Linked DNA regions of Homo sapiens: region 2 is linked to region 1. A link is an interaction called in ENCODE POLR2A ChIA-PET data of the cell type or tissue named here. Cell type or tissue: OCI-LY7. All regions are shown on one strand.

Region 1 (2,500 bases):
CTGACTCTGCTCCCTCTCCCAGTCCCCAACGCAGTGACAAGCCTCAGCAAGCAGGACTGGACCAACAGCACCATTGCTTTGCGCTGGACAGCTCCCCAGGGCCCAGGCCAGTCTTCCTACAGCTACTGGGTCTCATGGGTCAGGGAAGGCATGACTGACCCCAGGACCCAAAGCACCTCAGGTACTGACATCACCCTAAAGGAACTGGAAGCTGGCAGCCTGTACCACCTCACCGTCTGGGCCGAGAGGAATGAGGTCAGAGGCTATAACAGCACCCTCACTGCAGCCACTGGTGAGACACAGTCGGTTCTGAACCCAGCCCTATTAGGATGGGGGAAGGAAAAAGATGAAAGGACTTTGGGAGCTCCTTGGGAGATGAAGAGTACCCATGGGCCTCTCCAGCCTCACCGGCCGGAGCTTAAACCTGTAGGTCCCGTTCCTAGTGGGTGTCGTTTCTTAGCAGACAGGGCTTTCCAAGCTGTGGGACCTGTTTTTTCTCCCTTTGGGAAATGGACTCTTTGGGGTCAGGGGGAGCCCTCAATTGTCCAGCACCACCTCTCAGGAGCTGACAAAGTCACCAGCTGGACAATAGCCAACAGCTGGTCCCAGGGAATTAGATGAAGCGAGAGGGCCCCACCTCTCAGCCTAGGCACGGTGGGTCCCACTCATGAGAAAAATCAAAATCACTCTGGAGACTAGGTTCATTCTTTTTTGTGTGTGTGACAGGGTCTTGCTCTGTTGCCCAGGCTGGAGTGCAGTAGTGTGATCATGGTTACTGCAGCCTCGACCTCCTGGGCTCAACTGATTCTCCCACCTCAGCCTCCTGAGTAGCTGGGACCACAAACATGCGCCACCATGCCCAGCTCATTTAAAAAAATATTTTTTGTAGAGAGAGGGTCTCCTTATGTTGCCCAAGCTGGTGTCGAATTCTTGGGCTCAAGTGATCCTCCCGCCTCGGCCTCCCAAAGCACTGAGATTACAGGAGTGAGCCACTATGCCTGGCCTGAACCTGGAACTCTTTAATCCTTGGTCATTTGGGCTAAAAAGATGAAATTTATCAGCTCCCTCTACAAACGTGGTGTGTCTAGAGTGAGAAGACACCCTACCTGGGGTTCCTGTGGGAAAGAAAATACAGAGATCAGATCTCGAGGGCCATGAGAGGTGGAGGACTACAAATCCCATCACACCATGGGGCCATGACTTCATAAGCTGAAGCGATACAGAGAATCCATAGCCTCATGGGAACTGTAGTTTCAGTAGGTGGAATTGGTGTGCATTTGGGAAGAACAGAAAGATGACAGGGTGGGACCCAGGGCTGTAGCCAGGGGACGGAGAGGGCTAGGAGATTCTGGTCCCCATGGTCTTTGGGTATCTAGACTCTTTCCTGTGGTTCAGCCTCCTTAGCCACTGGAGCCATCAATAATGGATATCTCAGCTTTGCTGTGGGGGAGAGGCAGACAGGCTGGGGTAGGAGGGTCTTCGAGGATACCCCCTTAGGCCTCTGTTCTCACTTCTCAGCTCCCAATGAGGTCACAGATCTCCAGAATGAAACTCAGACTAAGAACTCAGTCATGCTGTGGTGGAAGGCCCCTGGAGACCCCCACTCTCAGTTGTACGTATACTGGGTCCAGTGGGCCAGCAAGGGACATCCCCGGAGGGGGCAAGATCCCCAAGCGAATTGGGTCAACCAGACCAGCAGGACCAATGAGACGTGGTACAAAGTGGAGGCCCTGGAACCCGGGACGTTGTACAATTTCACCGTGTGGGCAGAGAGGAATGACGTAGCCAGTTCCACGCAGAGCCTCTGTGCGTCCACATGTGAGAATCCCCTTCCTGCCTTCAAGTGGTGAACTGGGCTTAGCTCACAGTCCTTGCGAGCTGAGAGATGAATGGAATACAAATTCCATCAGGCCACAGGCCATGACTTCATGAGCTGCAGTGATGGAGGAGCCCAAGGCCTCATGGGAGTTGTAGTTTAAAAGGACTTATTTGTGTCCATTCGGGGAGGACAGAAAAGGAGGGAAGATGAGGTAGTTTGGATTTGGCGAGGAAGGGATGGGCTCGTCTCAGAAAACTGGGGGTAGGGGTGGAGGGGGTGGAAAGCCACCTTGGATGGCACTGCTGACCTCTTGCTTCCTTCACCCAGACCCAGACACAGTCACCATCACTTCCTGTGTCAGCACCTCAGCGGGCTATGGAGTCAACTTGATCTGGTCCTGCCCCCAGGGAGGCTACGAGGCCTTTGAGTTGGAGGTGGGAGGACAGCGGGGCTCCCAGGACAGATCTTCATGTGGGGAGGCTGTGTCTGTGTTGGGTCTCGGGCCGGCTCGGTCCTACCCAGCCACCATCACGACCATCTGGGACGGAATGAAGGTCGTGTCTCACTCTGTGGTCTGCCACACCGAGAGTGCAGGTGAGCGGAGCCGCGCGGGCCAGCCAGCTATGATGAAATTCTCGGTAGACCCCATCAGGCCCCATTGTGAGGAAATCAGTGGGACTC
Region 2 (2,500 bases), 1.0 Mb after region 1:
CCCACTCCAGCCTCCTGCTTTTCTGTAGAGCTTTGCAAGCTGTGCTCTGCAACGTTGTGCAAATAGAATCATACAGTCTTCAGTCTTTTGTGCTGGCTTCTTCTGCCTAGCATTAGGTTTCTTTCTTTTCTTTCTTTCTTTCCTTTCTTGGAATCTCACTCCGTCACCCAGGCTGGAATGCAATGGCGCCATCTCAGCTCACTGCAACCTCCACCTCCCAGGTTCAAGCAATTTTCCTGCCTCAGCCTCTCGTGTAGCTGGGATTACAGGCACCCGCCACCAGGCCCAGCTAATTTTTTTTTTTTTTTGGTATTTTTAGTAGAGACAGGATTTCACCATGTTGGTCAGGCTGGTCTCGAACTCCTGACCTCAGGTGATTCACCCACCTCGGCCTCCCAAAGTGCTGGGATTACAGGCCTGAGCCACTGTACCCAGCTGGTTTCTTTTTTATTGCTACAGAGTATTCTATCTTATGTATAGGCCACAATTTACTTCTCCATTCTACTGTTGGATTGTGTCTACATTCAGATGGTTCCCAGTCTGGGGCTGCGAAACCCCTCATTTTCTGCCTGTTTCCCTCCCAGGCAAAGAAATGCCAGCAGGGACCAGGTGGTCTATGGCTCTGGAACTAAGACGGACCGATGGGCGCGGCTACTTCGGAGGTCCAAGGAGAAAACAAAGGAAGGCTTGCGAAGCCTGCAGCCCTGGGCGTGGACACTGAAGAGGATCGGGGGTGCGGTGGGGTTTGGGTGGTGTCCTGGGGGCAGGGCCTGGACTCCTGGGTCTGAGGGAGGAGGGGCTGGGGACGGACTCCTGGGTTTGAGGGAGGAGGGGCTTGGGCCTGGATTTTTGGGTCTGAGGGAGGAGGGGCTGGGGGTCTGGACTCTTGGGTCTGAGAAAGGCACGGCTGGGCCTGGCGCGGTGGCTCACGCCTGTAATCCCAACAGTTTGGGAGGCCGAGGTGGGTGGATCACCTGAGGTCAAGAATTCGAGACCAGCCTGACCAACATGGTGAAACCCCCGTCTCTACCAAAAATACAAAAACTAGCTGAGCATGGTGGCGCACGCCTGTAATCCCAGCTACTCGTGAGGCTGAGACAGGAGAATTGCTTGAACCCAGGAGGCGGAGGTTGCAGTGAGCCGAGATCGCGCCACTGCACTCCATGCTGGGCGGCAGAGCGAAACTCCGTCTCAAAAAAAAAAAAGAAAAGAAAAGAAAAGAAAAAAAAAAAAATATATATATATATATAGAGAGAGAGAGAGAGAGAGAGAAAGAAGAAGGAAGGAAGGAAGGAAGGAAGGAAGGAAGGAAGGAAGGAAGGAAGGAAGGAAAGAAAGAAGAAAGAAAGGAAAGAAAGAAAAGAAAAGAAAAGAAAAGAAAAGAAAAGAAAAGAAAAGAAAAGAAAAGAAAAGAAAAGAAAAGAAAAGAAAAGAAAAGAAAAGAAAAGAAAGAAAAGAAAAGAAAGAAAGAAAGGAAGGCGCGGCTGGACCCCAGTCCAGGGGTAGGAGGGGCTGGTCCTGCTCCCGGGAAGGAACCTGAGCCTCTCTCTGCTGCCCCCTGCAGGCCAGTTTGGCGCCGGCACGGAGTCCTACTTCTCCCTGCTGCGCTTCCTGCTCCTTCTTAACGTGCTGGCCTCTGTGCTCATGGCCTGCATGACGCTGCTGCCCACCTGGTTGGGAGGCGCTCCCCCAGGCCCTCCCGGCCCCGACATCTCCTCGCCCTGCGGCTCCTATAACCCCCACTCCCAGGGCCTGGTCACCTTTGCCACCCAGCTCTTCAACTTGCTCTCGGGTGAGGTAGGTGCCTGGGTCCCTGGGGGATTCCCCGCCCACCTGTGACCCCAGTGCCTTCAATGACACGAACCTCAAACCCTGACCCCAGACCCTGACTGTGCAGCTCCAGGAGCCCCGCCTCCTCCCACAGTGGCCCCTGCGCCGCCTTCCCCCCACAGGGTTACCTGGAATGGTCCCCTCTCTTCTATGGCTTCTACCCGCCCCGCCCACGCCTGGCGGTCACCTACCTGTGCTGGGCCTTTGCCGTTGGCCTCATCTGCCTCCTGCTCATCCTGCATCGGTCAGTGGCACCTGCACCCCTGACCCCTGACGGGACGGGTTGGGGTGGGGAAGCAAGTGGTGGTGGCAGAAACCCCCTCCCCAAGAATCCTCAGTCTTTTTTTTTTTGAGACGGAGTTTTGCTCTTATTGCCCAGGCTAGAGTGTAGTGGCGCAATCTCGGCTCACTGCAACCTCCGCCTTCCGGTTTCAAGCGATTCTCCTGCCTCAGCCTCCCAAGTTGCTGGGATTACAGGCGCCCGCCACCACGCCCAGCTAACTTTTTTGTATTTTTAGTAGAGATGGGGTTTCACCATGTTGGTCAGGCTGGTCTTGAACTGCTGACCTCGTGATCCACCCGCCTCGGCCTCCCACAGTGCTGGGATTACAGGCGTGAGCCACCGCGCCCGGCCCCAGAATCCTCGGTCTTGCTGTGTAACCCTTTATTC

What was found. ChIA-PET counts read pairs that join two places held together with the same protein. Peaks named below come from ENCODE experiments on the same cell type or tissue, not always from the same donor. Only the 100,000 strongest peaks of a DNase experiment are listed, where the experiment ranks them.
Region 2: POLR2A ChIA-PET joins it to region 1 with 5 read pairs; 1 of 35 experiments calls an interaction of 5 or more read pairs at or near these places.

Annotation. Positions count from the first base shown.
Region 1 is chr19:55,196,435-55,198,934 of GRCh38, reverse strand. PTPRH (protein tyrosine phosphatase receptor type H) reads left to right here. Exons shown (of 20, transcript NM_002842.5): 8 at 23-292; 9 at 1,519-1,818; 10 at 2,147-2,413. Among named protein-coding and RNA genes, the nearest start is that of PTPRH, 12 kb to the left of the region's middle. In OCI-LY7, no CTCF peak of the experiment used is centred here; DNase peaks (open chromatin) are centred at 1,214 and 1,934.
Region 2 is chr19:54,167,745-54,170,244 of GRCh38, reverse strand. It overlaps TMC4 (transmembrane channel like 4), which reads left to right. Exons shown (of 15, transcript NM_144686.4): 3 at 585-733; 4 at 1,565-1,797; 5 at 1,953-2,074. Among named protein-coding and RNA genes, the nearest start is that of TMC4, 4.2 kb to the left of the region's middle. In OCI-LY7, a CTCF peak has its summit at 1,584 (motif pointing left); a DNase peak (open chromatin) is centred at 1,544.